3 separate regions of the Mus musculus genome follow, and regions 1 and 2 are each linked to region 3. Evidence: chromatin loops called from intact Hi-C (ENCODE). Cell type or tissue: left cerebral cortex. All regions are shown on one strand. Region 1 overlaps Snx29 (sorting nexin 29). Region 2 overlaps Snx29 (sorting nexin 29). Region 3 overlaps Snx29 (sorting nexin 29).

Region 1 (8,000 bases), 89 kb before region 3:
ATAACATTTATATTCCTATGAAAGGCAAATATGGGTTTACATTCTACAAGAGACCAGAGCTACTAATCATATAGGTCTCTTTTCAAGCCATTCTCTAGGTTTTTAGGATCAGCATAACAATGTAACAAATAGTATGAATAGTTTGGATCCCTGCTCTTGGTGGCCAAGCACTACACACTATGCTCTCACTGTTCTAATATTTGCTTGCTTATAGGATATTCATGTATCAAATGACAATTACATTTATCTACAACACCTCAAATCAAAACAACTCTGGATCTCCTGCTATTAAAAAATAAAAGGTGGGGGGAATATGACAGAATAGGGTCGAAGAATAGAGTCCTGAGAGTGCTTGTGAGAAAACACCAAGACAAGACAAGTCTTGTGACCTCAGTTATTTTTTTTTTCAACAAGGACTTGTTCTTGGCTTATGTTTTTGTGCCTTTCCCAGGTATAGCAGATCCGAGTGAGTTTCCTCAGATTATTCATTACAACTGGCTGCTGTTATATCCATTTGCCTCGATGGAAAAAAACACGTTTTGCCACATGTGGCTTGTCCTTGTGACTTTATTCAGGTGAGTATAAACTGTCTTAACCGGCAGAGTATAAACTGTCTGATGCTCTGAATAAAGGTGACTATTGCATGAGACTTTAGCCCGCCTCATTTTGAAGCTCCATTCTTACAGGTTTCACATTTAAAAATGTGAACAGTACAACAGAACAGAAACAGATTTGACCTAAAGGTATTTTTAAATGCTAAACACAGACAGTCAACAGAACTCCAAGGCTGCCTTCACAGTTGAAGATCTACATCCAGTAACAACGTACACCTAGTCTGGGAGCTACACCCAGGGAAAGAACTACACACATTGATACTCTACACCCAGTGATGACCTACACCCAGTGGATAGTCTATACCCAGTAGATAGTCCACACCCAGTGGATAGTCTACACACAGTAATGATCTACACCCAGTGCACGGTTTATACCCAGTGATGATCTATACCCAGTGCACAGTCTATACCCAGTGATGATCTATATCTAGTGGACAGTCTACACCCAGTAGATAGTCCACACTCAGGAGATAGTCTACACACAGTAATGATCTATGCCCAGTGCACGGTTTACACGCAGTGATGATCTACACCCAGTGCGCAGTCCATACCAAGTGATGATCTATATCTAGTGGACAGTCTGCACCCAGTGGATAGTCTACACACAGTAGAGGAGACAGTCTACACCCAGTAATGATCTACATCCAGTAAATAGTCTTCACCCACCAGAAGTACCCTTTTCTCACAAAGCAAGAGGAGAAATACCAGCTGTGCCACAGGCTATCTGTAGTTCTTTCTACAAAAATGTTTCCCATGAGGCAGGGTCTTGTGGAGACCAGGGCTGCAGCTGTGTTCAACACCATGCTTGTGGCACACTTAAGCAGTGCCTGGTACCATTGGTGCTCAGAACTCACTCACAGAATGAATGGAGAGCAAGGCACTGCAAGCAGCATAAAAAGATCACAACATGGAAAAATGGCTGCTTCTCTGCTCCTTAGCCTGTCTGTCTCCAGGATGCTCTGCCACACAAAGCATAAAGCCCATTGTGCAGTCTTTCTACTGGCCTACAGACTCTTCTTTGGGGATCTTAAAATGGACACCAGAGACACATTCAGACCCTAAGACTTTTTAAAAAGGAATAAAAGCAAGTGTGTGGGAAAAGAAGAGACACAAGACTTGAAAGCAAATGGGTCTCATGGGGACCCACCCCCTCATTCCCAACTTTGAGATCCAGGACAGCCAGCTCAATTTCCTGGACCTGAAGTTCTACTTTGTAAAAGAGGATGATGATGTTCATGCCAGGGAGGGATGGGAGTCCTAAAGAAGAGACTATAACTGTGGACATGAATGTCTAGGGACAGTAGCTACACAGCCTACAGGAGGGAGAGCAGATGAGAAGAAACATAGCAGTGGCCATAAAGAAGAGGCACAGTGAAGCAGCTGCCAACCATGCAGGCACTTGGGCAGCCTGAGCATGTGGTATACACAGGATTAGCTCTCAAGACAATGAAATGTTTTTCAGCAGAGGCAACCAGGAGCTTTCAAATATGTCATGAACCTTCTGAGCTTTCCTAAGATCAGAGAGATATACCACCAAAATTCTAGGGTCTCAGAGGGGCCCTGATGTGCCTGAGGCAATTTCTAATTCTTTTCTCTATAATGGGGACAAGGGGACCTGCTGTTCTGTCTTGTCAAGATTCCAAGCTTTAACCACAGAGGACCTGTCCCCAGAATTCCAGTGAAAGGACCTGTCACTTTCCGTGCCCTCTCCTCCACAGTTCTTCACATCCCCTCCTCGTGGACATGAGTGGCCTGCCTTCAACTTCTGCGGTAGAATGGCTTCTACCACCTTCTTACACCTTGCCCTGCTCCTCACTCTGTGAGCTCCCTGCCATCTACCAAGTCTCATCTCACTGTGAACCCTGGGCAGCCAGTCCCTCACACTGCATACAAATGGCTCATGTCAAGTCCACTTCCATGACTCCTAGTGCCTGGGCCAATGCAAGACCAACTCCAGCTCAATATAAGTGCAAACCCCCAAGCCAGACACAGTGGCACACACCTGTAATCCCAGCACTCCAGAAGCTAAGGAGGGAGGACAATAGGTTCAAAGCCAGCCTGGGTAAATGGCAAGAACCTACCTTATAGAAAAACAAATGAAACAGAGCAAAACTCCCAATGACAGCACTCGGCTCCCCATAGGACAGCCCTGTCACAGAATAGGCAGTGAATCTCATTACTACAGGCTCTCCCATGCAGGCTTGAGCCCTGCTACCCTTCCTGACTGAAGTTCACACTGCTCTCCTCTACTTCTTCCCTTGACTCTGCACCTTCATGTTCCATTCCATCTGCTTTCTTCTCTGAGTGTCCTCTGCAGAGAGACCTCCCTGAAAACCCTGGCTTTGGAAGACTCTCCCAGCACTAGGTTGTGTTTACCCAGAGCACCTTTTCCCTGCCTGTGGGGGAAGCCTCTGCTAAAACAACACAGTGACCTCTCCACCTCCAGATGTGCATACCCTGCCCTTGTGAGTATGGAGTATGGGCAGGACCTTTTCCCATTGCTTCTAGCACAGGAGAAAATGGCAAAAGCACTGGGATGCCCCTGCTTAGAGACTGTGGGATGGAGTGTCCTTCTTGCACTTGCTTATTCTCTGTTCTCCACACAACAGCACTCCACTTCTCCACTCTAACAGAGCCAGCTCTGTTGTCAGTCATTCTGTGTCAAGGAACCGAGCAGTAGCTAGCAAAAACCTGAGGCCCACAGAGGACTAGCATTAGACTCTACACCCAGACCAATCCACACATATGCTGGTTTGACAATTCTGCCACAAGTCAACAATATAGTAAGATACTATCTGAAAGCACTAATTTTTAGACAGATATCTTCAGCAGAAATAGATAACCAATTCACATTCACTAACTTACTTGTTTCTACAAAGTCTGGGCCGGGTCTGTTACACACACACTCACACACACACACACACACACACACACACACACACACACACGTGCTTCATAGAGGAACTAAGTATTTAATTTGTGAAATTAAAGTCAGCCATGTCTAGAAACCATTCATGAAATTATAACCCTAGGAGGGTCTTCAGTGGGATGCTACATACTAGTAAGGTGTCCAAATCCAGCCAGGAAAAAGAGCTGACACACTTGACAGCCACAACAATCTCTAGGTTTTGTCTTGTTTTTAGTACTGAGGGTGGATCCCAGGACCTCACACAAGCTGGGGGTGGGATACTCTGCCACTGAGCAATACCCTAACCCCTGCCCACCACACTCTAAACACACCGAGTCATGTCTGATCTCAGATGCTAAGCAGAGTTGGATCTAATTAGTACCTGGCTGGGAGAACAGCTAACCCATACTAGCTGTGCCAAGGACTCTTACCTCATCCTCTCATGGTTAAGCAGGATGATCTAGCTTGTCCTTATTTCATAGGCAAAGAAACTGAGGCCCAAAAGGAAGAACCACACAGCCAGCCAGACTGACAGCCAGCCAGACTGACAGCAAGGTCCATCTGCTCCCCAAACCTATCCAAGCTGGAGACAAGCCTGGACAAACACGTCAGCAGGGGTCAGGGGAAGCTGTAAAGAGGCATCTATCTCCTGAGGCATCTATTCTGGGGACAGAACTAGCACATGACTCAGAACTGACAGATTAATACACACATATGCTGCTTTGCAAATTTAGCCACAGAGCCACAATAAAACGTGTCTTTAAAGCAACTTGTGGAAAGAGAATGCTTAGCATTCTGGTTTCAAATGTCAAAAAAGAAATGGAGATCCACGTAGGTGGTAGAGATGGCGTGTGGCTTGAAAGGGTCTCGCCTCATCCACACTTTGGTGCTGAACCCAGGCTGAGAAGAGAATGGGAAGGACATAAGATATACTCAATTTCAACCAAGGTCCTTACGAGAAGGGCAGGTGTTGTCACTTAGGGGAGTGTACTGAACCAGATAAGCTGTCCCTCTTGGCTACAAAGAGAGGAAAGAGTTTCTCAAAGTGATTGGTGAGTGCCTAGGAAGGATGGCTGCAGGCAGAGAAATCTACATGGGTCAAGCTCAGATCTGAGGCTGGTGCTAGTCAATAAGCTAATATGGCCACGTGGGTTTACAACAGAGAAATCACTGGAAGGTCTGTCATATGCCTACTTCTCATCTACACACACACATAAACACACAAACACACCACACACACATACACACACTACATACACACAACACAAAACACACATAAATACACACATACACATCACACAACACACATAAACATACACACACACACACACACGAAAGACACCCTCTCACACACACCACACCACACACACACATACTACAACACATGCACATGTACACAACACACACACTACATAAAAACACTTGGGAGGCAGAGGCAGGTGAATTTCTGAGTTCAAGGCCAGCCTGGTCTACAGAGTGAGTCCCAGGACAGCCAGGACTGCACAGAGAAACCCTTGTCTCGGAAAAAAAAAATACGCATATACACACCACCAACCCATACCACACACATATACATACCTCCCACACATACCTCCCCCCCACACACACACACAGAGTCTCTAACTTTATCACACACCTTCCTGCAGTGTCCCCTACAACTCTTTCCCCTTACAACAAAAACTACTCTTGCCTTTGAAAGGCCTGGGAACTCAGACATGACAAGATAAACATATTTAATAAATGAAAATGTCAGTAGGGGAAGCAGCTATGAACAGACTCATTCATTCAGTGATGACTTTATGAACATGTGGCCAGCCCAGTCACATAGGGTCCCAGAGCTTGCTTTGTGAGTAAAGTTTGATAAGACAAAAGAGATGGGTGTGAAGAGAGGAGATAAAAGTTTTGCCCGTGTCTCTTCAATGCTTTGTCACTCTCTGCCTCTAGCAAGGTACTTCCCTGCATCATTCCATTGACTAGATCACATTTATCAGTGTCCTTGTGTTGAAAGGGTAACCAGGGTGGCCTTGAACTTCAACTGTCTCATTTTTCTAAATGCTGGGATTAAAGGCACACATCACCATATCCAATTTGTGCAGTGCTGAGAATTAAGCCCACGGATTTTAGCATGCTATGCAAGCACTCTACCCACTGAGCCATATCCCAAACCCAGAATTCTAAATGCATTCCAGCTGACATTAGATCCCACAATAGGCAGACCTGCCTTACCCCTATGAAAGTTCTCACAAGCTTTCTGGGGAAAGACCCTCTCCTGTCTGCTGCCATAAGGTTTGACAGGGCATCCCATGCCTAATTTCTGGTCAATATCTATCATATAAGTCCACAACATCCTTCCAGGATAGGCATATCAAAGTCCATGAGAATGAAGTCATTGGCTGAATTCTAAAAGGAAAAAAAAAAAAAGGTCCCTTTCCTCAGAGTAGGACTGCCAAGGGCCGTGAGCTCTGTAGCTGCAAAGCTTCATAAAGGAAGACAGCACACTGGAATCAGAACAGAGAGGAAGGAAGCAAGGAGGCCTCCCGGACCAGTTCTGACTTTCTAGGTCAAACCTTACCTGAAGTTGCTTCTTTAAGAGCATTCTAGAAAGACCCTTCTGGTTTAAGGTTGAGGATAAATTAGTTCCTTAGTTCATTTCAGACATCTTTTGTACTCCAAGGATCCATGTTGAGAAATGTGTGCCTTTAAGAGGTGGGGCCTAGTTAAGCCCCAGGTCAATTGAAAGCATAGCTTTGAAATAGAGTAAGATATTTCTCACAAGACCCTGGTTCTCAAGACTACTGCTAATCTAGGCATGGTGGTTTGGGGCAGGATGATTAGAAGTTTAGAGCCAGCTGGGTTACATGAGACTCTGTCTCCAAAATAAACAAGGAAGATTGCTATAAAAGCCTGAGAGTGCCTGACCCAATCTCTACAATTTCCCAATGTGGCCACAAAATTACCAACTTATAGTACAATGTATATCAAATATCAGGCTGTGTGCCTTACAGACACACAGTGTACTGTGCCTTAATAAAGATCACAGTTAAAAACTGTTTTTCAAAGAACCCTATGAATGCTAGGCAGTGGTGGCACATACCTTTAATCCCAGCACTTGGGAAGCAGAGGCAGGTGGATCTCTAAATTTAAGGCCAACCTGGTCCATGGAGCAAATTCTAGGACAGCCAGGGCTACACAGAGAAACTCTGGCTCAAAAACAAACATATAAAACCTCCATACAGCAACTTCGGGGTGAGGTGAGTGCGACATGGAAGGCAAACCTCACTTTGCATGTCAGCTCCATCATTATCAGGTGGATGACACTGGACAGGTGACACAGTCGGTGTGTCCTCTGTGAGCAAGGGGTTAAGCACCTGCGGCTGAGGTGGTTAAAAAGGTAAAGCTGACTCTGGCTGCTGTCCTCAGGCAGCACAGATATCCTCACAGCCAGGCAGGAAAGCACCCCTGGCCTTTCTCTAAGATGGGAGAACAAATAATGCCTGCTGTCTCTGAGAAGCACACAAACAGGTGCAAATGTCACACTCTAAATGCTAACCCTGGACAAAGATAACATGTCATTCCTATTACTGTTCTCAGAGGGGACAGGATTTTAAGGAATTGGTTTTATGACAACACAAAAGGCACCAGTGGAAGCCAGCAGGCCCAGCAACCTCACAGATGCAGGGCAGGCGAGAGCCTTTGTGCCACCTGCTACAAGAGCTTTTTCTTTTCCTTTTTAATTCCTGCCAAGAAGTACTCTACAGTCAGATTTATTTCAGGTTCTGTGCTGTCAGGAGGCTGGGCAGAGGCTCTATTTTCAATACCTTGGCTTTGCCCATGTCACAATAAGCTGCACACCAAAACTTTCTCCCTGAAAGCTGAAGCAATTTTGACTCATGCTAGCTACTCTGAGAGCAAGCACTGCCTTTGGGTCTGTAGAGATGACCTAATTTGATTTTATTCAGAATGTAAATATTATGGTTTTCTCCCTGTCTAAATGGTATTCTCACTTTCTCTGTTAGTTAATGGTTTCTTAAAGACATCCAGGGTTAGCCCACTGTTGCACACACAGAGCCTACAAACTGTCTTTGTGAATGTCTGTCACAGACCAACAGGGGAGGGCAGAAGCAGGCAGCCCAAGTTGCCTGGGTCCAAGTACTAACCCTACCAGTACCAAACAGGGCAGGCTTGAGCAGGTTGTACTCCTGTGGGGCTTTATCTCCACTGGTGAGTTAGATATATTTGGGATATTTCAGGAGCCAGAATCACCCCCTTGCAGGTCTAAAGCCTCCAAAGATGTCACCATATGTCACCTAAAATGACAGCAAGACGATGGACAGCCTCTCTGGAGGTAGGTCCCTAGCATGTACCACAGGAAGTACCACCCAGTTCAGTGACAATTGGAGAATTCTGTTTTCTTTGGTAAACACAGAAATATAGGAATATGTTTTCATTTTTATCCCAGGGGTAGAGATGTGGGACTG
Region 2 (8,000 bases), 67 kb after region 3:
AGACCTGTATACAGAATTGCTACCTCCTCAAAAAAGACGACACAGGTCAATGAAATGGATCACCAGGCACATGCAACCATGACTGCTATCCAGGATCACATGGTTGATGGAAATAACTGACTCCAGGAAGATGGTCTCTGACCTCCACATGTGTTCTTACACACACACACACACACACACACACACACACACACACACGCACGCACATACATACATGTGCCTGTGTGCATACCCATACATGCATGCACATACACAAGTGTATACACACACCTGCATGCATACACAATACTTTTTAAATTTAACACAAAGAACTTGGTGCTAGAGAGATGGGTCAGTGGTTAAGACCATTGGCTGCACTGTAGGACTCAGGTTTGGTTCCCAACATCCACAGAGTGATTTCCAACTCTCTGTAGCTCCAGTTCCAGAGCATCTGATGCCCTCTTCTGCCTTACTGGGCACCAGGCACTCACATGGTGCACATATTTACTTTTATTTTCTGTATAATATTCAAGAAAATATACAAAAAATAAAAGTAAATATTTTTAAGAGGAAAAGGAGGTAGGAAGAGGAGAGAGAGGAGGGAGGAGGAAGGGGAGGAGGAAGAGGAAGAAGCACTTTTTTTGCTCTGTTGAGATTTGAACCCAGAGCCTCATTCACGTTCAGCACCTTTCACTGAGCTAAAATGCCAGCTCTGGGACACATTTCCCACCTCTGATTCTCTTCCTTTGGCCTGAAGACAGATACAGTATCAGGGAATTCAGCAGCTATCCTAGACCATGAACTGACCTGAAATGTAAGCCAGAAACAGTAGAACAACACACAAGGGACACATATTCAGATGTTAACTCATTCAACAAACTCCTCCTGCATCCCAATGCCTGAGACAAAGCCCCTGACCAGATTAGGGTGTGAACACAAAGGTAGAAACAGACAAGATGAAAAGTGCCACACAAAACAAAAAGAGCAGCATAAAAAATGAGGGGAGGAAGCACTGCTCTGTGGAGTCTGAAAGACAAAGAAACAATGAGGAAAACCATGGGTACAGCAGAGGCCCTTCCCAGACAACCTGGAAAAGAGAATTGCCTCATGAGAGTGTCCAAGTGCTCAGTGCATGTGGAAGAACTCCTTGTTCCCTCTCACTAGGAATCCAGGAGGCTGGGTTCCGAGGTAAAGTTTCTCTACACTGCAGACTACTGCCTCCCACAAGGAGCAAGCACTCTTCACGGTCCTTGGTTTTCTGAGACAGAGTCTCATCTATATAGCCCAGGCTGGCCTTGAAGTCAGAATTCTCCTACCTCAGTCTCCTAAGCGCTGGGATTACAGACATTCACCACATTCCCTGTGTGAGTTTCTTTTAAATTACACTGATTATTTTATATGTTGTATGTGCATGTGTGTGTGTGTGTGTGTGTGAGAGAGAGAGAGAGAGAGAGAGAGAGAGAGAGAGAGAGAGATACATGCCTGTGCCATAGAGCACATGGGGAGGGCTTTCAAGAACTAGATTGCTATGGTCCCTTTGCAGTATGAGGTGAACGTAAAGTTCATAAATTACAGACAGCAGCAAGTGCTAGACCCTCTCTCTCAGCTGATGCTGCCACAGATCTCTGGGAACTAGAAAGTTACAAAGCCCACAGGAGAAAAGAGGGCACCTCAAGCCCCAAGTTATTCCTTAGCATTTCCTCAACAGGTCATCAGGCTTAGCCATGAGCAAGTTTACCTGCTGAACCATCTAGATGCACACGCATACACACACACACACACACACACACACCCTGTCATTCCCAAGTAGCTCACTGGGACTTTTAAAGCCAGGCAGGCAGTTTTCTGGGCCCTCCAAGTTGATTTTGGCCTTGGAGCTGAGCATTCGGTGAGGTTAAGTTTGAATCTTGTAAAGAAAAAGCATCTGAAGAAACGTCCATCTGCGCCAAAGAAAGCAGGCCGCACCCTCTGAGGGCTGCTAGCGTAGAGCCAAGTCTAGTATGTCTGAGCCTCCGCTCCACTTCATGCAAACCTGTGAATACAAACTTAGCAGCACACAAAGTCTGCAAAATTCCCGAGCACTAGACCTGACAGTTGTCTCTCTTTAAACCACATGGCTGCTGTGGCCAAAAATATCTCCCCTCCGCCAAGCTTCCTGTTGCTCACTCTGGCTCCAAAATAACAAGAAGTGGCTTGGCAGTGATGTCATACTGCCACTGTCACTGCCTGCAGGGCACTCACATGCTGACTATATTTAAGACCCAGGCTTCATGTCAGTGACACAGAAATTACCACCTTGTGAGCCAAACTGTACTGGAAAGATTTGAAAAATTACTTTCTGTGAATAGGCAGGCTGCATATGTTGCCTTCTCTCTGGGCAGAGGCAGAGCCCAGTGGACAACAGCAAAAACCTCCAGCTCCTCGTTCTCACAGTTTCCGTAGCAGCAATATCTCTCCCAATGGGTCACCTTTTCAGGCTCTCTGTTATCCCTCCACACTGCTCTGTAAGTTTAATTCTACCCTCTAGATCTTCCCGACTTCCCATTAGGAAAGGCATCCCAATGAAACACTAATGAACAGTGACCAAGCTTCCCTCCCCCGTGCACAACAAGCATAACCTGTTAGTGAGGGCTGGCTCGTATCTCCTGGTTCCAGTGAGTTTATCTCTTCTTGCTTCCGCACTTTTGTGTGGGCAAAGAGACACTTCAGATCCAACTCTCCCACTCCTCCTGGAATTGCTGTAGGCTTCTCATATCTTGATGAACTGCCTAGACGGTGGTACAGCTTTTGTGGGGAACACCTACCTGCACTGGGTACTAAGGTCTGATGGTCACACACATAATGTAAGCACATGCTTCCAAAGGCAGACGCTCACACAGATACAACTTCCTGCTCACTCTCCAGAATTCCACTCCCTCAACAAAGCCTGAATCTAAGAGAACAGTTTAGAATCAGCAAACACCCCGTGGCTTTCTCTACTGCCTGAGGTTGCTTGGGCAATGCCTAAGGCGTTCCGCCCTCCTCCCGCCACGCTATGCTCCACGTTCCCCATGGAGACGTGCCTGGAAAGCCCACACTGACCCTCACCATTGAGCCTCACTGCCTCTTTTGTTTGAGAAGAAACTTGCACATTTTCAGATCTAGAGGCAATGTTCAAGTGTTTGGCCTCTCCACCTTCCTTTCTCAGAGGGAATCTCACCAAACTCCACCTTCTAAAACTCACGAGCAGGAGTGAAACAGAGGCGAAGCAGGCAGTACCAGCACAGGCCGGAGTATGTCCTACTTAGTGCGCTAAGAAAGGTATACAGCTTGTTCCACTACAACCATATGCCTTGACTATGGCATCCCACTCCTGAGATTACACACAGAAAAGACACAGAGGGACAGAGAACTGTGACACAAGGATCTTTGCTTCAGGAGTCACCTACTGTCTCATGGAAGTGGATGCAGACTCAGCATCACATGGCTGGAAACTACTGCAAACACTGTGACATGCCACACAGCTTTAGCAATCACAGTGAACTAGGCCCACTCACAGCCTGCTCTGTTCTCTACAGTAAGACTCTATTGCAAAGAGATTGTATTAATTTGCTTTGCACTGCTGCAACATAGTGCTGAGGTGACACAGCAAATGCTTTCAACCATTCAACTTGATTTTTGATTTTGTTGTTTTCAGAGGGGATCTTGCCACATAGCTCGGGTTTGATCAAACTTACTATATAGCCCAGGCTAGCCTAGAATTTAAAATCTTCCTGCCTGAGCCTCCTGGTGCTAGGATTACAGATGTGCATTGCCTGGTTAAGAAATCATATCTTAGGGGCTGGTGAGATGGCTTAGTGGGTAAGAGCACTGAGGTCCTGAGTTCAAATCCCAGCAACCACATGGTGGCTCACAACCACCAGTAATGAGATCTGATGCTCTCTTCTGGTGATCTGAAGACAGCTACAGTGTACTTATGTATAATAATAAATAAATCTTTGGGCGGGAGAGAGCAGGGTCTAAGGGAGCGGCCCAACAAGATCGAGCAAAGGTTCTAAAAAATTCAATTCCCGACAACCACTATACAGCTACAGTATACTCACATGCATAAAATAAATAAATCTAAAAATAAAAAAGGGGGGATCATATCTGAAAGCAAGTCAACAGTTCTGGGGTAGCTTCCTGCTACAAGTGTCAGGAGAGATGGAGCTGGAAGGGAGTCTCTCCAAAGCCCCCTTAACCTCTTCAGGGGCAGCTCTGTGAGGCAGGGACCTCCCAGCAGGCCCCGCTGAGGCTCCACATCCTCTCCCAACACCACCATACTGAGGATCCCAAATCCCCCTCCAGGGAAAACTCCATCCAAACTGTAGCACAAATCATGAGTCTTCAGAAATGCTCAGACCTTCTACCATGGCAGTTGTACTCTAGGAATCAAGCTGCAGTTAATAAAGGAGTGGCTTTAGAAAAGCCTGTATGCTTGTGATACACTGTAAGAACTCAGGAAGAAGGAAAGTGACATCGTGATAAATAAAGGTGTGTCCAGACATAGTACCCCCTGTGCACAGACTCAGAGAAACAAGGTTGACTTCCTTCAAAGCTGCTGTGCACTACTGGATCAGATTTTGTAAAGTGAGTTTGAACCTAAAGGCATAAATGCCTCATCAACAATAATCTGTGTGCATGTGTGTGAAGACTCGTGTGCCACAGTGCATGTGTAGAGGTCAGAGGACACCATGTGGGCGTTCACTCTCCCCCACCACATGAGATCCAGGGATTACACTCAGGTCTCCAGGCTCAACAAGGAGCTCCTTCACCTGAGCCATCTTGCCAGTCCCCTCCAAATAAAAACTAAAGCACTAGCAGAGACTGTACCCAAGTGGGTGTCTTTAGGAACTCTTCTGTCCTCACACGTAAAGACTATCAGTCACACTTGCCTTCATTTGCTGGGGCGAGGGCTACTTAAACATGATCTGAAATCTGCATAGAAACAGAAGAAAATATAAAACACATGACACATAACTTGCAACACACAACTAAAGGTGTAAAAACTAAGCTTAGAAAATGGACTTGATGGACTAACAATGAAGACAGTGATTGATTGCATTGGGCCATGGGATTTGGGCCTCCTCCCATTTGGGGTTGGTCCACAGCTTTTACAATTGCAGGGTAATGTTTGAAAACACAGAAATAAAAACTTCCTTAAGAAGTGTCAACTAGCCAGAGATGACAGAATTCTGCTCTAGCTGAGTCTGACAGCACACCCCTGCCATGCTAGCACTAGAGAAGCTAAGGCAGGGGGGTCCCAATCAAAGACCAGACTAGACCATATAGGAAGAAAGAACCTGCCTTAAAAAGAATTCCACCTCAGAAAACACATGTGCAGTTTTAACCTGTGAACACGCAATCCGTGTTGACGGGCAAAGCATGAGCAGGCCTAGGCTTAAGTTCACATACAGATCGGTAAACAAAGTCATCCCTTAAGTTGTTTACAGCTTACTTGAAAATAAACTCTTAAGCAAAAATGAAAAATGCCAACACTTCCAAAAGAAACTAACAGTAACAAATTGACTCTCCATTTGGTTCTGAAATAAAAATATCAAGCACCTTCACCTTCCTGGATGTCACCAGCAGCCTCTGCATCCCCTGCAGAACCTCAGAAGTGCCCACCATCAGCTCAGCCTGCTGCACTTCCATCACCCAATACCTGGCAGGACATTAACATCTGGGCACCAGACCTGTGCAGTCTGGGTCTCGCCTCTAGAAAGCCTAACTTAATTAGTCTGGAAGGTGGCCTGGGCCTAATAGTTCTGTAAGCTTCCCCTGGGGACTGAAATGTGCAGCCAGAGCTAAGCAGCATGGTTAGCACTTTAACCCAGAGAATTCTTTATTAGAACGTTAGTTATGTCTGAGCAACACCAAGCCAGATGAACTCCAAAAAGTGACTGTAGCCTTGAGGTGTAGGAATAAATTACTTCCATGGTCCCAGCTCTGGCTAAGGATACCTGCAGGGGCCTCTGGGTGGCACTTATCAGCATTAACTCTTGCAAAAAAATCTATAAGAGTAAGACTGTTTCACCCTGGCTTTCCAAAGGAGAAGCATTAGGCACTAAGTGGCCATCTGCCATCCCACATCCACTGGGAACAGAGGCTCCTATGTAAATAAGTATTTCCTTAAATGGTGCCTGAGGCACCTCCCTCTACCCCAGCCTCAGACAGAGCTGACAATGGTAGCACACTCTTGTAATCCTAATATTTTCAAGGCTGAGGCAATGGGACTCTGAGTTCAAGGCCAGCCTAGGTTATACACTAAGTTCAAGAACATCAAGAACAACCTGGGCTATCTACCAAGCTTCTGCCAAAACAAAAACAAAAACCAAACAAACCCAAAGACTAAAGTAAACTGACGCAAAACTAATCCCACCCCTGCCCCACATCATGCCACACTTACACCTGAGCATGGCTGGCGCACAGAATCACTCAGCCAAATGTTTAACATCTGTGTCTATACACCCCATCCCACCCCACCCACCCCTCTTCAATTTAAACACATAGGCTCACGCAGCCATGCTCTGTTCATTTCTAACTGATAAAGCTTACCACAAAACAGCTGCTCTTTGAAGAGTTAACAAATGAACAAGGTAAACTACAGAGCCTGGAAGAACTCCGGCAGCACCAGACTACAGGTGAGCAGTTTCCACTGAGACAGATCTTTGCCTATCCTGATGCTTGGGCCTAACACACAAGTCCCGACTTATACATGGATTCCCCTGCTCTCAGCTGCAAGTTAGGGACCTGGGGCTGCTGCTGAGCATGGAGCAAAGGTGGGACTCTCAGCTCATCACACCAGACAAGTGACTCGTCCAGTAGCCTGAATGAGGGAGGCAGAGGGAAGGGTGACTGGACACAGTAGGTGCTCAGAAGATCACGTGGGGAATCAGGTCAAGAGGATGACTAAACATACATTCTGCAGTGTTTCTGCCAATGGTCCTGAGAAAAAGGACAAGGGAAAAGGCTGAGGCAGGGATTCTCTTGGTGGCAATGCTGCCCCCTTCAGGTGTGGGATAAGTAGGCATGCCTGGCGGCATAGTCAGGCCAAAATGTAGAGTAGGCTGAAGACACCATTCCTTCTGAGAGGCTGGGGCAGTACACAGTGCTGGCTCGGCCTCCTAGGGCCATCTGTAGGAGACTGGTGTAGAATCTGAACCTGGAGCCGCCTCTCACAGATGCTGACAGCCCTTCTCCTCTGGGGTCTGCTGCACTCTGCATTTTCATTCCGTATTTGCTATAAACAGCCACTCTGGTCCTCCCTCTCTATGTGCAAGCTGTGGACCAGGAAGTGCTTTATAAGCTGTGGGTTGGGCCTTATTCGCCAGATACTGAGGCCTAGTGAGGAAGTCTGAGTCTTTGCTCTAGTTTAGAGACCTGTCTTGCTCACTTCCGTACTGGAGTGACTCAGCACTTTCTGCTTAAGCCTGCCTTTGCCTAGCTACCACTGATGTAGAATAACTTTATTGGCTCTGTCAGTCACCCTATACCCTACGGCATCCTTCCCCGCCCTCTACATCATCTCACCTCACCAAAAATCCCCACCTCTTTCTTCAACCCTATATAAAGGAAAGACTGCTACAATAAAACAAGTTCCTGCTCTGACAGACTCCCGGCCTGGGTGTGTTTGTTTTGGGCTGCAACAGTCACCATCCCACTCAGCCCTGGAGAGACTAGGCTGGCCCTGCCAGCAGAGAGCTGGCATCTGTGGTTCACTCTGTCCCAGAACTATCCTAACCAATGTAGAACAGAGTCTGCTTCTATTATGAATGGCTTCTTGTTCATTTCTCTTTCACATAAACTATAAGCTAGCTTCCTAAATCACTTGTGTTATATGTATGTTATATTAGTTATGGACATTAGGAGTGTCACCAAGAATGTTTACAAAAAAGGAACAGCAAATCTGCTAGCATGAAGTCCAAAGACGGCAAAATAGATGACTAACAAGGTCACTAGAGGTCACAGTTTGTGAGACATAAACCACAGAAAGCAGCCAG
Region 3 (8,000 bases):
TAGCTGGCCTGCAGCTTGCTATGTGAACTGGGCTGCCTTGAATTCACCAATATCTGCCTGAATCACAGAGATTGCATCCTGCTGTGCACCTCCCTAACCATCTGTAAGCCTCCAGCGCAAGCACTTGGTTGCAGACCATCTGGCATCAGAATGGGTGGCTGGCCCATGGGGAGAGAAGCAAAGAGGAAGACAAGAGGAAAAAAGGGAGGGAGACAGGGAGATGTACCGCTTGCCCCATCCATGCAAATTCCACAAGAGTGATGTCAATGCCCACTCTTGTACTCCTTGCATAGCTTGGTAACATGTGCTGGGAAGCACCGAGGACCTGCTCTTAAGATGGGCACGCTGGAGGGAGGAAGAAACTGCTTTCCTGATCGAGAGCTAAAAACTCTCAAGGGCACAGATCCAGGCAGGGTCCAGTCAGAGCCTTCATGAGCCGCTGGGCCTCTAGGAAACAAATGGAGAGCACAGCAGGAGGCTGCAGTATGGATCCCGGCCACGGAGGGCTGAAGCACAGGTGAGGAGTGAGCCAAAAGGAGAGCGACAATACAACAGTCGGGAAGGTCCCGCTGGATCTCACCCCCACTTCATCACCCAGATCTTGCCACACGGAGCAAACCACTGCTCACCAGAGAAACCCACATGATGGTTTGCTTTCAGAGTGAGGAGGAAAACATCTACAGCTGTGTTCTAGTTTGCTTTCTATTACTGTGATAAACACTATGACCAAAAGCAACTTAGACTCCAGGTCACAGTCCATCACTGAGGTAAGTGAAAGCAGGAACTCAAGCAGAAACCACGGAGGGCCACTGGTACTGGCTTACCCCGGACTCAGGTTTGCTAGCTTCCTTGCACAGCCCAGGACCACCTGCCTAAGGCAGGCACCAGTGACTGGGCTGTGGGGCTCTTCCAAATCAATCATCAATCAAAACAGCCTCTCAAAGACAGGGCCACAGGCCAAATAGATGGAAGCAATCCCTCAGTTGAGACAGCTAAAACTAGAGGACAGTCAGTGGCCTGAAAAGGCCAGCCAAGGATCTATAAGAAGACAGCACTCTACCAATCAGATACGGGCAGCCCACTCCTCTCCGAAGCATGGGAAGCTGGGAGGGGACACCCAACTCGGTCAGTTTAGCACACATAGTCCAGTCATTACAATGTCACATGGTCTTTCTGCAAACTGTGGGAAAAAAAGCATAGACAAAACAAGAAAGCAAGCAGCCTTCGGGCGAAAGGCACTGGAGCCCAGATAACCGTCCTATTAGGAGGAGGTAAGGCATAGTAGGAAGAAGTCAGGTCATAGAGGGCCACCCTCAAGATATGATTGAGCCCTTGTTATTTCCTCATACTTCCTCCTGCTGTGAGGTAAGTGGGGTCTTCCACCACAGGCTCCACACTCTGACATTCTACCTCCCCTGAGGTGCAATACACAAATGCCAACTGACCATTAACTAAAACCTCTGAACTCAGAAGCAAAGGGCTCTTACCTGCTGCAAGCTGATTGTCTTAGGTGCTGTGTCAGTGGAGGAAGCTGGCTAATTCAGCCACCCTGACACTGGTGTCTGTGTCATCTGGGAAGGTTTCAGAGGAGCAGGGTGTTTGCAGCACACCAACAAGAGGGTGATGTGGGGTAAGCAAGCTCAGAAGGACTTCCAAGTGAGGAACTGATCAACTCATACCAAAACTCAACCTGCAAGGATAGTCCAGGTTTTAAACCTTCCTTCATGTGTGTACAGATACATACGTGTGCAGTGTGCAAGTATGTGCACATGTGTATGCATGCATGTGGAGGTTAAAGGACAATTTCAAGGGTCCTTCCTTAGGCGCTGGCCACTGTGTTTCTTTAAACGGAGCCTCTCATTGGCCTGGAACTGGCCGGCAAGCTTCAGGAGCCTGCCTGTTTCAGTGCTGGCATTGCAGGCACACATCGCCATACCTAGTTTTCTCTACATGGATTTAGGAACTGAGTCAGGCACTTATGCCCATAAAATCAGCACTTCGCTGACTGAGACAGCTCACCATCATGGATTTATTATCTAAAAGCAATAGCTTAATATTAACAATATCTCTAACGTGGGTTGACATACCATGTACCAAACACACAAACCCAGCCTTGGGTTTACTGAAAGTTTGTACATATTAAGGGGAAAAGGAAGAGGAGGAAGAAGTTGAGGGTGAGAAACAGGAGAAAGAGGAAGCAGAAACAGTAGAAAACCTGAACTACTTGTACCTGAAACTTTGAGAAAAAATGTTTGCCAGCTTCTGGCCTTTGGCTTTGCAGTATAAACAGAGAGCACATGGTGACACTATCATCTGGAGATGATAAGATGTAAGGGCTGTGCACCCTTTAGAAGAAGACTACAGAGGTCAGAACTGTGTTCTACCCCCAGCTCAGCAATGTCATAAAGAAGTGCAGAATTCACCTACCTGTCCAGCATCTAAAAGACACACAGAATAGAGTCCAAATAACACAAACAGCGGCTTCAGATGCGGCTCAGCTGGCAGGTACTTGCCTAGAATACATGAATTCTTAACTGATTCTCAGCACTGCCTAAAACAGATGCAATGCTGCATGCTTGTGACCTCAGTATTTAGGAGATGCAGACAAGAATTCCAGGTCATTCTCTACTAAAAAGGAATTCTAAGGTCAACTTGGGATACATAAGACATGGTTGGTTGGAAGGAAGGAGGGAGGGAAGAATGAGTGAGCCAACAAACAAGGAGGGAAGGAAGGAAGGAAGGTTTGAGCACCTTTGGAAGGGTAAACAAAGCCCTTCCCCAAAGCATCCATCACCAGCCCCGAGAAGCTGACACCATTGTCTCACCTCCTAATCTGTGTGTGAGAGTTTAGCTAAGCTCTGACTCCTCCTTGGCTGAGTGAAGATCCTCATCACACCTAGCAATGCAGGACAAACACAGAGATTACACCAGAGCACATTTGGAGCTATGCCTGGCTGCTGGCACACGTAAATGTGGCCACACTCCACTGTTTCTCATTACCCTCTCTTCCTAAAGTTTTCTTAAGTAGACTAGGTCAAAACTGGGAAGATGGGAGAGCCAGCTACATAGCTGGTGCATGTGCATGCGAGTGCAGGGCCGGCAGTGGCAACTGCAGTAACCAGCTCGCCTCTCAGAGGCTTTGAGAAGCACAGCATGGGGTGTGAAGACATGGATACAATAAACTGAGTCAGCCTCCTTCTACTCATCCTCCATGATACCGAGAGAAGTCCAGGCATGGCGGTACAGACTTGTCATCCAAGCTACTCAGGAAGATGAGGAATGACTTCAAGTTCAAAAACAGCCTGCGCTATACAGCAAGTCTTTGAACAACCTAGATGACTTTGTGAAACTTGTCTCATAATAAGTGAAGATGGCTGGGGATGTGGCCAGTGGTGAGTGCTTGTCTACAGCTGGGGAGTGCCATGTGGTCCTGATGTCTGCCTCCAGCACAGAAAATCAAAAATGAGAATCTAAGTCAGGCAGAGTAGGCATGTCTATAATCCGAATAACCAGGAGACCGAGACAAGAGAGTCATAAGTTCAAGGACAGCCAGATATATAGAACCTTAGAGAAAGTACCGAGCTCAAACCCCCAAAACCAGGTGGTCTCCATGAGCTGGGAACGCATGCCCTGGCTGTCCTGTGCTATAAGCATGATGAGGTTCTGTCACCCAGGTGACTGTCCCAGCCCCAGGGCCCTACTTCCTGCTCCATTCCTCCCTTCCCTGTACTATCTGTTAGCAGCAAACTGCTACTCTCTTCAAGTACCTAGGATTACTACAGTGCGCCTTGCAGAAAATGCTGAGTGAACAGAGCTAAAAGGGGAGAGAAAAAGAACCTTCTCCATCCCACGATTCATGGGTGGGCAAGCGTAGCACACAAGCCCGTCACTGGCATGCCTCTGCTCCCGTGCCAGGGAGGTGCGGCTGAGCAGCAAGGCAGACTGTGCGGGAGGCATGCTCGCTGGACACCCAAGCACATGTTTATTCATTTTTAGAAAGCCTGCGGTGCCCTCCCCCTTATCCCATGAAATCTGACCATCCTACTCAGCTTCTATTCCTGTCCCTTGCTCATTTGCGTAATTTTAACACTGCAGAATATAGCTAGCCTAAGAATATTTTTTATAATTACACCCATCACAGGAACTGTCAGTATCTAATGAAGGATAATTTCAGCTATTATAAGAAGCTTAAAAGATCATTTTCATGAATAATTCGTAATATGAATCATTAAATTCAAACAATGTCAGAAATTTCAAAAAAAGAGAGAGAAAAAAAAGAAGGAAAAAAAGAAAAGAAAAGAAAAATATTTTAGGTGCCTAAAAGTCACTCTCCCTTTAAAGGCAGAGTCTGACGAGCTCGGAAACCCAAGGTTGAGTGACAGTGGGGAGGAAGTAATGTGGAGGTTGGGTTGGAGGTTTCTTCTGGCCCTGCCTATCTCTCCAGCTCAGCTCAGCCCTGCTCCTGCTGCCCACACCCAAGATGCAAGCCCTGAGCCCCTCGGCCTCCATTCTAGTGTACCTGCCCAACCCGCTTCCTCTGCCAAAACAGGAAACACCCTGGTCTGGAAACAGAATGAATGCACACAGTGCTGGCTCTGCTGGTAAATACCCTGAGCACCCAGATCCAGCCATAGCTGGTTTCAACTGTCTGCTAAAGGCGAGGGAAGTTAGAGTAAAGCGGCAGGCCTCACAGACCTTTCTAACAGCAGGATCACAGGTCTCCTGTCTAGGCTGGGCTAAAGCCCAGGAAGCGGACTGCAGGCTGGCTGCTGGGGTGGGAATGTGCTTGAATGCTGCTGGAGGGATAGTCAAGATCTAGATCTAGATGACACTGACTTCCAGGGCTGCCATCTGTCCCTATCGGAGGCACTGAGGTCTTTGTGCTCACCCCCGCCCCCACCTGCCAGCCTATACATGCAGAGAATGATTTGTGAGCAGACAGCACACCCATGGTGATTCCAATATTCTGATACCGAAAGGATGACCCAGAAAAGTTCTATTAAGTGACAGTGTTACCTGGAAAAGACAAGGCAGGTCTGGGACCTCCAATTCCTCCAAAGGTCAGCTGATAACTATTTTAGTGTGTATTTTAGAGGACACCCCCTTCCTGTCTCTGCTGGAACTATCTAGCTATACAACTGCCTCATGAAAGCAGCCATCAGTGATACTAACAAATAGGTGTGGGCATGTCACAATAGAACTAGATCTACAGTTCAAATCCCAGCACCCAGATAGCAGCTCACAGCCTATAAACTCCAGTGCCACGTAATCTAATACCCTCTGCACAAACACATATGCAAGCATGTGCTGCACAAACATACAGCCAAGGAAATATACAGAATTTTTTTTAAAAACTGGGTTTACAAACAAGGCAGCTTGTTCCCAAGCCAACCCAGTATGCTCGAATCACATTTGGAGAGAAAAATGTAGAGCAGGTACACGTATCAGAGAGCCTAAGGTCTGTCTGTGTACATTCATATGTATCATTCATTTCTGGTTACTTAGAGAACTAGAAGAGATGGGTGACTAGGGATCATTATATTGCTGTTCAAAACCTGATAAAATATTCAATTACACAAAAAAGAGAATGGGACACAAGCTACCTCAGGACTGCTCCCACTGAAGCTAGTTCTCTTGTGATAGAGTCAAATCCCAAAAAACAGCCCTCTATAATTCATACTCATGTGGGGAAAGGGGAAAAATAATAACTGAGAATCCAAGAAGATAAATTTTATGCTGTCTTCCAAAAACCAAGCCAACAAAAGATAAAGAGTAGTTTAAAGTTGTGTGACCCCAGCCTGTGACCCTCTGTTACGTGGCAGTTATTGGGGAGGAGGGGTAGGCTGAGTCTGTGCCTGTTCCAAATGACACAACAGCAGGTGTGTGTGTGTGTGTTTCAACTCTTGTCTAGAATATACTGTATATGTACCTTAGATTCAACGGAGTGTATATGTGTATGTAACTTGGATTCAACTCTATATGTAAGTATATGTGTATGTAACTTGGATTCAACTCTCATTTAAAAAAAAATAAAGCTACTAGAAAAGCATGTTTTTAAGTAGCAACAGATGTTTTTAAGTAGCCTCCATCTTGGCTGATGACCTCATGATGATGTAAGCAGCCATGTGGCTGGCACCCATCTTTACTAATGTTAAAGAGTATGTATCGTGTGAGTTAACCACCATTTTCAGATAACCACTGGGCAAATGCCACATTCAGCAGCTCTCCAAAGAGTTTGAGGGCCATTATTTATTAAGTATATTTAAACTAAGCCGGGCGTGGTGGCTCATGCCTTTAATCCCAGAACTCGGGAGACAGAGGCAGGCAGATTTCTGAGTTCGAGGCCAGCCTGGTCTACAGAGTGAGTTCCAGGACAGCCAGGGCTATACAGAAAAACCCTGTCTCGAAAAACAAACAAACAAAAAAATAAACTAAACAAAATTTGCCATTTCCTAATTATTTGCTTTAGGCTTAATTTTAAAAAATAACTATGAAAACATAAAGTTTATTACTATAACTAATTATATTAGTACTTAGCATGGTTAATGCTATTTACTTTGCCAGTCACCAGGATTTTCTCCAAACTGTAGACAAACAAGACACTAGAAAGTTGATTGCCCTGCTCTGCCTAGACAAGGTAGGCTGGCCCTCCAAGTTCCTCCTCCACAGGAAAGTCTGTCAGATCTTCTGAGCCCTCATGCTGCCTTAGCCCTCTGTCACCACTGAAATCCAGACTACCATGGAGGAACATAGAATGGCTGCCCAGGTAGCTGATGAGTCTCTGTCATGTTTAACAGGTGAGGAGCTGATTGCTCTGCATTCCCTGCTCTCTCAGGTAAAGTTTACCTTCTCAGATCCCTGATGGTGGATACAGTAGTCAGTGATAGCTCTGTCAGTTTCACAGCAGCGGCCAAGGCCTCAGCTGCCTCATGGTAAATGATTGGATAGAAAAATGCTTTAAGATATGTAAATGCAAGATATAAAAGTCTAAAAAGGTGTCTTGAGAAAGGTATATAAATGTGATTCATAAATGTATAAAGAAGTAATTAAAGATATGTTTAAAAATGAAAATGTTTTGGGTTTCATTCCCTCTCTATGCTATTGCTTCATTAAGAGCTCAAAAGTTCGGTTTTGGCATCAGTCAGTGGAGTTCTGATGAGCCATCAGTCTAGCTCTGGTAAAGCACTGACTACTACTAGAGTCACAAGCTGGAGATTTTAAATTTCCTTTGATTGTATTCTAAGTATAGACTTGAAAGTGCTTCTCTCCGTGTTAAAACATCTGTCCAGTCTACACACACCCAGCCTTCTGGATAGAGGAGTGTTCGTCTTTTTAACTCAGGGTCCCCAAGCTTCTACTATGACTCAAAGGTGTGAGACTACTGCCTTTTCCACAATGTGGATTTCAGTACAGGTTACAAACAGTGGTGATGCTGATATATCTAAAACTTATCTCTTTTTGTAAGCTCAGAAATTTTTGTAAGCCTCAGGGAATCAAGTTGAACCCACCTCTCATGGGTCAAATGGACTCCAGATAAGTACTGTCAATCAACAGCCTGTTTCCCCACCTGCCTTTTCTGGTTATTCCTGAGGGTGACCTCTCCTCCACTTTCCCTGATCTTAACATTCCCTTCTCCCAACTACCAGGACCATGGGCCTAAAAGTTTCAAAAAGACATCTAAGAAAAAAGTTTCCCCTAAACTCCTTGACTTTACCTTCTGCCCCCAATATAATATCTGTTCCAGCAACCTTAATGTTAGCTCCAGACGCTCCTTCAAACTCTGCATCCTGGACAGCTTCAAAGCGGCCAGCCCCAGGAGGTTCAGCCTGGCATCCACTGCCTGCCTGCATGTCCCTAGCCCCAGAGGTCCCACACAGCCTGGACATCAAGTGAAACAGCCTGTTCTTCCTGGGCTTGGCCTTCATCTTAGCTTGCTTGGGTGTCCAAAGATGTTGACACTCCAAGACAACAAGAAGCAGTCTAAACAGCACATTGCCTCC

The links. Peaks named below come from ENCODE experiments on the same cell type or tissue, not always from the same donor. Only the 100,000 strongest peaks of a DNase experiment are listed, where the experiment ranks them.
Region 1: a loop joins it to region 3, with 2.8 times the contacts of the local background. A loop is called at or near these places in 2 of 42 quality-filtered maps.
Region 2: it touches region 3 in a loop (6-fold over the local background); 8 of 42 quality-filtered maps call a loop at or near these places.

The regions. Positions count from the first base shown.
Region 1 is chr16:11,611,970-11,619,969 of GRCm38, reverse strand. The region is part of intron 15 of Snx29 (sorting nexin 29); the gene reads right to left. Among named protein-coding and RNA genes, the nearest start is that of Gm32100, 32 kb to the right of the region's middle. In left cerebral cortex, no CTCF peak of the experiment used is centred here; DNase peaks (open chromatin) are centred at 4,186 and 7,270; H3K27ac peaks cover 477 bases.
Region 2 is chr16:11,455,894-11,463,893 of GRCm38, reverse strand. All of the region lies in intron 13 of Snx29 (sorting nexin 29), which reads right to left. Among named protein-coding and RNA genes, the nearest start is that of Gm32100, 120 kb to the left of the region's middle. In left cerebral cortex, a CTCF peak has its summit at 7,013 (motif pointing left); DNase peaks (open chromatin) are centred at 3,446, 7,071, 7,455, 7,583 and 2 more places; H3K27ac peaks cover 2,324 bases.
Region 3 is chr16:11,523,129-11,531,128 of GRCm38, reverse strand. The region is part of intron 14 of Snx29 (sorting nexin 29); the gene reads right to left. Among named protein-coding and RNA genes, the nearest start is that of Gm32100, 57 kb to the left of the region's middle. In left cerebral cortex, no CTCF peak of the experiment used is centred here; DNase peaks (open chromatin) are centred at 2,998, 3,071, 3,940, 4,474 and 1 more place; H3K27ac peaks cover 1,182 bases.